Regions from separate parts of the Homo sapiens genome. Here region 1 is linked to region 2. Evidence: read pairs that join two places in POLR2A ChIA-PET (ENCODE). Cell type or tissue: PC-9. All regions are shown on one strand. Each heading gives the region's core, and the rest is flanking DNA. Links, peaks and the distances in the headings are about the cores only. Region 1 has its middle 42 kb from the start of SNORD96B. Region 2 overlaps AMMECR1 (AMMECR nuclear protein 1).

Region 1 (4,391 bases), core at 175-4,174, 57 kb before region 2:
TACACAGATGTCAGCCTGACAAATGCAATGGTTTAATCAAAGGATGTGTGGTTTGCTAACCTTGGCAACAGGCAAGGCCAATGTAGTCTAAAGTCAAGGACTCTGTTACTGCCTGAACCCCCCCGCCCCGCCCACAGTCAGCACTCTGCCTCGCATCTGAATTGCACACCTGGGATGTCTGAGCTGCTGGGCAAAGGGGTTTAAGAGCCAGGGAGGCAGTAGGGAGAGGCTTCTCCTGTGGCTAATGGATGCCCTCCACAGCTGACTTCCTAACTTTCAATAACTCCTGCATCCCAGCCAGCCGGTAATCTCTGCATTTCACACTGAGGCAGGTCTTTGCAGTGGGGGTGGATGCTTCCTTGACACATCTGTGCTAGGAAACAGGGCCAGTAGCATGAGTCACAGAGCTGTTCTCCTGTCCAACAACCTATTCTCAGCCCCATCACTGCTCCAGCCAGCAGGCCTCTCTGCTCCCTTCCACACTTCCCTTCTCCATCCAAGGGGCTTGCCCAGGTGATGCCAACCTGCCACTGTTGTCCCTTCTCTATACTCAGGAGGCTCATGCTTTTTAGTATTGCATTTTTAGAAAGACCTTGGGCTCTCTAGTATTCTGTCCCCTGAGAACAGAGGGATCTTCCTGTGCATTCCAAGACATACACTCAGATTTCTAGCGTGTCGGCGCTAACAAGATACCTCTAGTACAGTGGACTGTCGATTTTGTTGCTCATTAATCCCCTGGGGAGCTTTAAAAATCTCAGTCCCCAGGCCTCACCCAAGCTCATAATTCAAAGCAAACTTCTTTTGCTTTCAAGTTTCCAGGCCGGTTCTGAGTCATCTCTTTGACCTGACCGTCTATAGCAGTGCCTTTTTAAAAAAGGAAATATTTAAGATATACCAAAAGGTATCAAGAATAATACCTAAATTCAGCTTAAAAAAGAACATTACCAATACAGTTGAAGCCCCCTTGCTCCAGAGGTGTACAGATTCTTCCTCAGCACCTCAGGGTTGCTGGAGAGGTGCCTCAGAAGCCACCTCAGGCAGCGGGGGATGCATCGGAGTAGAGTGGGTGGTGCTCTGGCCTTTTCCCTGGCTTCACCCAGAACAACTCCAATTTTATTCTGTTTTGTATATTGAGGTTTTGGAAATAACTTTGTTGGGAAAAGGAGTTAAAAGTTACTTATTTACAACCTCAGTAGTTATGTCTCTATCCTTTCCCTAAATAATAGTTGTTGTCCTGTAGTAGTCAAACCAGCATTGTAGCAGGACTGAGCAGGCAGGGCCTGCTCTCCCAGTTCTTCCCTTTCAGGTCCCGAGTGCCCTTGGCAAAGTCATACCTTTCCTGAACTCCATTTGTAAAATAGTAGTAAATATCCTTGTCTAGCTTACCCCACAGGACATCTATGAGGAATCCAGTGAGACCAGTGGGTGTGAGAGGGCTCTATAAAGTTCTGTCCAGTGGAAGGGGTTCCTATTTCCAGACAGTTTGGTTACTATGCTTGTTCCCAGAGCACAGAGGTTAGCTGGGGTTTTGACTGCACTCATACCCACTCTGCCTTAATGTGCCCTGTGTGGTTGCGGTCTGTGGTGTGTATGTGAGTGGGTGTTTGTGTGTAGGACAGGTGATACCTCAGTTTATTTCATGGACTCTAAGACACATTTTTTTCACATTTTAACATCACTAAAATTGGAATGCATCTTAAAATCAGTGGCATGACAGTTTAATCAGCACCTTTTTTTTTCAGCAGTATATAAAATAACAGACATCTTATAATCTAAGGCATATTAGAGTCAATGAAATACTGTAATTGTTAACTTAGACTCCTCTTCCTCTTCTCCCATGAAAGTCATCTTCTTGCTAGAGAAAACCCTTTTGGAAAAATATACAGACTTTTAGCATACAGCCTCATTCTAACACTCCTCTTTTTCTTCCCTGCCAGCATCCACCCAGGCCAGGCAAGGCTTCTGCTTCTTGACCAGAAGGGGACCCACTTTGTTGAGCTCTCTCTTGGGACAGATGGTTTGTGGGACATGAGAGGGAAGAGGCAGAGTATACCTGCATAAGGGAGCCCACCGTGCCAAATGACAGGGAAGGAGTCAGACAAGCTAGGCCAGCCAGCCCCAATAGCTCTGGTTTCTTTCTTTCCCCAACAGCAGCCTGGCCAGACAACTCAGCCTGCTTCCCTGGGGAACTCCTAGGGCTAGTCATTGCCAGAGGTGAGGTGAGCTGGCAGAAGTAGGGGTGGGGGTGTGAAGCCCAATGTGTCCTGAACTCCCTGGGTTGATGTGAGTGGCTGTCTGGCCCATGCAGAAGAACACAATGATTTCCCTACCTCCTCCAACAAGGTGGAAGAAGAGTCAGGTAGTAAGCCTTTCAAGGAAAAGCAGCACTTTGTCCTAGGGCACCCTGAGCCATGGGCATTTCACTGCAGTTAGGAATTGCCACCAACATCCCCTCAGTCCTGGCAGTCACTCAAATTAAGCTCTGCCCTTGTAACCTTTAGGCCAACCTCTTCCAGAAGGGAAGAGGAGTGTCTGCATAGTGAGATCTAGGGATACTTGGTCACAGGAAGCCGCTTTTGGACATTTCTCCCCCAGAGAGCTTAGCAAGACATGATCAGCCTGGATTACAGCTGCCCTCACGTAACTGGGTTAAAGTGTTGGCCTACTTAGGCCCCTCCTGCAGTGGCTTCCTTCAAAGCTGATGAGGCCGATTAGGGTGCTATTTCTGAGATCTAGTCGTGTACCCAGAAGCCTGAGGGCGGTCCTCCCCTGACTAGAAAGACAATGACTAAGGCTGGACAGCCAAGGGCAGAGTCAGATTTGCCCATAGGAGAGCACTGCCGTCAGAACTCATGTATGCTTGTAAAAGAACCAAATAATATCAAGGCTAAGTCCCTGGATTTTGAACTTCAAAAACCAAACCAACCAATCAGTTTTCAGGGATAGGCCTAGTCCTACACCTTTGCCATCTTCAGAGCTAAAGAGAGATAGCAGATCGTCAAAATAAAATCTTCAATTATAGTTGTAGTCACTAGCCGCCACTCAGTAGGTTCTGTGCATTTGAGATTGTTAACTAACCTCTGAGCCTCAGTTTGCTCATCTACAAAATGGCAATAATGATAGCATCTACCTCATAGGCTATTGTGAGGATTGAATAGAAAAGGCACATAAGGCACTTGGCACAGTACCTGGCAGCACATTTGTTAGATACCACCACTACCATCACCACAACCATTACCACCACCATTGTCACCATCATCATCCTCATCAAGACAACAGTGAATGGGAAAAAGCTCAGTCTCTGGAGCCTGACAAACTTTTTTTGAATCCTGGCTTTGCCACTTCACAGCTACGTGGCCTCAGATAAGTGACAACTTCTTTGAACTTGATTCTTATTCTGTAAAATGGGAAACTCATAAGGCTATTGAAAAGTGTATAACATGGTTCTTCACAGTAAGCACTCAATAAATGTTAGCTATTATGATTATTAAAAAGGAGTGATCAAGGTCAGTGGTTGCCTGGTGTTAGGAGGATACAGAGATGAATGGGCTAAGCACAGAGGGTTTCTAGGGCAATGAGACTACTATTCTGTGTAATACTATAATGGTGGATACATTTCATTATATATTTGTCAAAACTCATAGAATATACAATACCAAAAGTGAACCCTAATGTAAACTTTGGACTTTGGATGATAATGATGTATCAGTGTAGGTTCATCAGTTGTAACAAATGTGCCACTCTGATACAGGATGTTGATAGTGGGGTAGGCTGTGTGTGTGATGGGTGTATAGGAAATATGGGGGAACTGTCTATACATTTTGCTCAATTTTGCTGTGAACCTAAAACTTCTCTGAAAAATAAAGTATATTTAAAATGAAAAGGAAAAAAATGGGAGTGATCATACTAGATTGTTATAAACTTAGGATGTTAGCTATAATCCCCATGATAACCACTAAGAAAATAACTAAAATAGAGAGAAGAGGAAATGAAGTGGGAATCAAAGTGGATATTACCAAAAAAAAATACATCAAACACGAAAGAAGGCAGTATAGGAGGAACTGAGGAACAAAAAAAGATATACAGCACAATGGCACAAGTCCTTTATTATCAGTAATCACTTTGAATGTAAATGGATTAAGCTCACCAATTAAAAGACAGACATTGGCAGAATGGATTAAAAAACAACATGATCCAATTATATGCTACTGACAAGACACTCAGTTTAGACCCAAAGATACAGGTTAAAAGTGAAAGGATTAAAATAATAGATATTCTATCCAAATAGTAACCACAAGAGAGCTGAGATGGTTACACTAATATTAGACAAAATGGAGTTTAAGTAAAAAATTGTCATAAAAATGAAGAAGGAAATTTTTACTGATAAAGGG
Region 2 (4,391 bases), core at 243-4,242:
TGTTTTTATTTATTTAATGCTGTTCATTTAGAAGGTGTTAACTGTTCTTTTTAGTCTTTAGATTACTGTACATTCAAAGTACAGCAAAGTTTGGCAACATTTTTCTATCTAAAACTCATAGACTGCTATAAATAGATAAAAACATAATTCCATGATAAAGTTACAGAATTGCTTTGATCTCCCAGCCTCTATCACCCCCCTGGAAAACACACATAAACTCTGCATCCTGAAGGAGCTCCATTGCTTCTTATATGGGGCAATTAATAATAATATTTTATTGCAGTTTGAAACACATAGGGACCCATATTACTAGTCTATTTTTATGCTTTTCTCACCTTCTTATAAAGGAACATCTTATGAACTGGATGAATCACAGGACATCAAGGGCAGGCATAGAAAAAAGAAACATAAGATAACGGACTCTTTAGATGAACATGGGCCTAAAGAAAATCAGATATTAGTACACAAATTTTTTTAAATCCTCCAAAAAAATCCAGTGGCCACTCTTCCTGTTCTCTGTGGGATTTCAGGTTAGTAAGCAGTCTAGGGGGATGGAGGACTTGTTGAAAATCAACCCTCTGAAGCAATGAGAATTATCTAGTGGGAGAAGGGCTGACTCTAGGGAAAATGGGTGGAAATGGTGCATGCCTCGTGGGGCTGTCAGGGTATTTGTCACCTAAGAGGTTCTTACAACTTACCCGACTGATGGGGGTTAAAGTATTACTATGCACCAGCACACATTCTCTCAATCACATTAGACTTTAAAATTCCAAGGTCTGGTTTGCCTTTTACAAGGAATAATATTGGTTTAGAATGCTGCTCAAAGCCTGCTCCACAAATCTGAGAGACCAGGTTATAGCACCTCATTTTCCTTTGCCACTGCCATGTCCTCACTCTCCCCTCATGTAACTAAAAACCACTTCTTAAACTTTGGTAAACAACATTAAGGAAACTGAGAGAATGCTTTCTGCAGACTTAACTTTCCTGGAAATAATTATCAATGATGGAAAACAAGCTCTTCATAACAGAATAAAACCTCATTAATTTGAACTCTACTATTTCAAAATTTGTGCTAATTCAAACAGACCTAGACTGAAAGTTTTCCTTAGCAAGTTTGGAAAAGAAGGGTCTGCTAAGCAAATCAACTTTATAATTAAGGTTGTAAGGGAAATACAGGACTTGCTTAAAGAGAATAAATTATTTCCAGGATTCTGGAATTAACCATCTACAGGCACTGTAACATCATAATTACAAATCTTTTGTGTAGTATGTTAAAAAGCAGGTCTCTGGGGGACTTCTACTTGGTAACACTCCATTAGCCCATTCTGAGTTATTGTTGTCACTAACACAAGCAAATCGGTGTCACTAAAACAAGCAAAACTACTTTTTAAATAAATATTTCATTCATTCTTTATTGAGTATACTGGGCTTCCTGCAATTATTGTGAATTTGAGAGCTTTTACTTCCATGTTGGTGTTGCTAGATCCTCACCTACAGTCTTTGTCATGCTCAAAGATCTCTAAGTATAAATCTTACAGTCACTAATAACTGAATCAGAAATATAGCTCAAGCCGAGTAGGCGGTTTTCCCCTCACAGTGTAAACAAAGCCGCCAGGAAGTTCGAACTGGGTGGAGGCCACCGCAGCTCAGCAAAGCCTCTGTAGCCAGACTGCCTCTCTAGATTCCTCCTCTCTGGGCAGGGCATCTCTGAAAGAAAGGCAGCAGCCCCAGTCAGGGACTTTCAGATAAAAATCCTATCTCCCTGGGACAGAGCACCTGGGGAAAGGGGTGGCTGTGGGCACAGCTTCAGCAGACTTGAATGTTCCTGCTGCCAGCTCTGAAGAGAGCAGTGGATCTCCCAGCACAGTGCTCGAGCTCTGCTAAGGGACAGACTGCCTCCTCAAGTGGGTCCCTGACCCCCGTGCCTCCTGACTGGGAGACACCTCCCAGCAGGGGTCGACAGACACCTCATACAGGAGAGCTCCAGCTGGCATCTGGCGGGTGCCCCTCTGGGATGAAGCTTCCAGGGGAAGGAACAGGCAGCAATCTTTGCTGTTCTGCAGCCTCTGCTGGTGATACCCAGGCAGACAGGGTCTGGAGTGGACCTCCAGCAAACTCCACCAGACCTGCAGCAGAGGGGCCTGACTGTTAAAAGGAAAACTAACAAACAGAAAGGAAAAGCATCAACATCAACAAAAAAGATGTCCACACCAAAACCCCATCTGAAGGTCACCAATATCAAAGACCAAAGCTAGATAAATCCACAAAGAAGAGGAAAAAACAGCGCAAAAAGGCTGAAAATTCCAAAAACCAGAACGCCTCTTCTCCTCCAAAGGATCACAACTCCTCGCCAACAAGGGAACAAAACAACAGAGAATGAATTTGATAAATTGACAGAAGTAGGCTTCAGAAGGTGGGTAATAACAAACTCCTCCAAGATAAAGGAGCATGTTCTAACCCAATGCAAGGAAGCTAAGAACCTTGAAAAAAAGTTAGAGGAATTGCTAACTAGAATAACCAGTTTAGAGAAGAACATAAATGACCTGATGGAGCTGAAAAACACAGCATGAGAACTTCGTGAAGCATACACAAGTATCAATAGCCGAATCATCAAGTAGAAGAAAGGATATCAGAGATTAAAGAACAACTTAATGAAGTAAAGCATGAAGACAAGATTAGAGAAAAAAGAATGAAAAGGAATGAGCAAAGCCTCCAAGAAATATGGGACTATATGAAAAGACCAAATATTTTTTGATTTGATTGGTGTACCTGAAAGTGACAGAAAGAATGGAACCAAGTTGCAGAACACTCTTCAGGATATTATCCAGGAGAACTTCCCTAACCTAGCAAGACAGGCCAACATTCAAATTCAGGAAATACAGAGACCACCACAAAGATACTCCTCGAGAAGAGGAATCCCAAGACACATAATCATCAGATCCACCAAGGTTGAAATGAAGGAAAAAATGTTAAGGGCAGCCAGAGAGAAAGGTCGGGTTACCCACAAAGGGAAGCCCATCAGACTAACAGTGGATCTCTCGGCAGAAACCCCACAAGCCAGAAGAGAGTGGGGGCCAATATTCATTCAACACTCTAAAAGAAAAGATTTTTCAATGCAGAATTTCATATCCAGCCAAACTAAGCTTCATAAGCAAAGGAGAAATAAAATCCTTTATAGACAAGCAAATGCTGAGAGATTTTGTCACCACCAGGCCTGCCTTACAAGAGCTCCTGAAGGAAGCACTAAATATGGAAAGGAAAAACCGGTACCAGCCACCACAAAAACATACCAAATTGTAAAGATCATTGACACTATGAAGAAACTGCAACAACTAACGGGCAAAATAACCAGCTTGCATCATAATGACAGGATCAAACTCACACATAACAATATTAACCTTAAATGTAAATGGGCTAAATGCCCCAATTAAAAGACACAGACTGGCAAATTGGATAAAGAGTCAAGAATCATTGGTGTGCTGTATTCACGAGACACATCTAACATGCTAAGACACACATGGGCTCAAATAAAGGTATGGAGGAATATTTACCAAGCAAATGGAAAGCAAAAAAAAAAAAACAAAAACGGGGGGGGGAGGGTTTGCAATCCTAGTCTCTGATAAAACAGACTTTAAACCAACAAAGATTAAAAAAAAAAGACAAATAAGGGCATTACATAATGGTAAAGGGATCAATGCAACAAGAAGAGCTAACTATCCTAAATATATATGCACCCAATACAGGACCACCGAGATTCATAAAGCAAGTCCTTAGAGACCTACAAAGAGACTTAGACTCCCACACAATAATAGTGGGAGACTTTAACACCTCACTGTCAATATTGGATCAACAAGACAGAAAATTAACAGAGATATTCAGGACTTGAGCTCAGCTCTGGACCAACGGAACCTAATAGACATCTACAGAACTCTCCACCCCAAATCAACAGAATATACATTCTTCTCAGCACCACATAGCACTTATTCTAAAATTGACCACATAATTGGAAGTAAAACACCCCTCAGCAAATGCAAAAGAGCAGAAATCATAACAAACAGTCTCTCCAACCACACTGCAGTCAAATTAGAACTCAGGATTAAGAAACTCACTCAAAACCATACAACTACATGGAAACTGAACAACCTGCTCCTGAATGACTACTGGGTAAATAACGAAATTAAGGTGGAAATAAATAAATACGTTCTTGGAAACCAATGAGAACAAAGACACAATGTACCAGAATCTTTGGGACACAGCTAAAGCAGTGTTTAGAGGGAAATTTATAGCGCTAAATGCCCACAGGAGAAAGCAGGAAAGATCTAAAATTGACACCCCAACATCACAATTAAAAGAACTAGAGAAGCAAGAGCAAACAAATTCAAAAGCTAGCA

Evidence for each region. ChIA-PET counts read pairs that join two places held together with the same protein. Peaks named below come from ENCODE experiments on the same cell type or tissue, not always from the same donor. Only the 100,000 strongest peaks of a DNase experiment are listed, where the experiment ranks them.
Region 1: POLR2A ChIA-PET joins it to region 2 with 5 read pairs; 5 of 35 experiments call an interaction of 5 or more read pairs at or near these places.

Annotation. Positions count from the first base shown.
Region 1 is chrX:110,180,369-110,184,759 of GRCh38, forward strand. It overlaps a transcript of TMEM164 not described here. Among named protein-coding and RNA genes, the nearest start is that of SNORD96B, 42 kb to the right of the region's middle. In PC-9, for the core only: no CTCF peak of the experiment used is centred there; a DNase peak (open chromatin) is centred at 363; H3K27ac peaks cover 1,425 bases.
Region 2 is chrX:110,236,817-110,241,207 of GRCh38, forward strand. All of the region lies in intron 2 of AMMECR1 (AMMECR nuclear protein 1), which reads right to left. Among named protein-coding and RNA genes, the nearest start is that of SNORD96B, 14 kb to the left of the region's middle. In PC-9, for the core only: no CTCF peak of the experiment used is centred there; no DNase peak of the experiment used is centred there.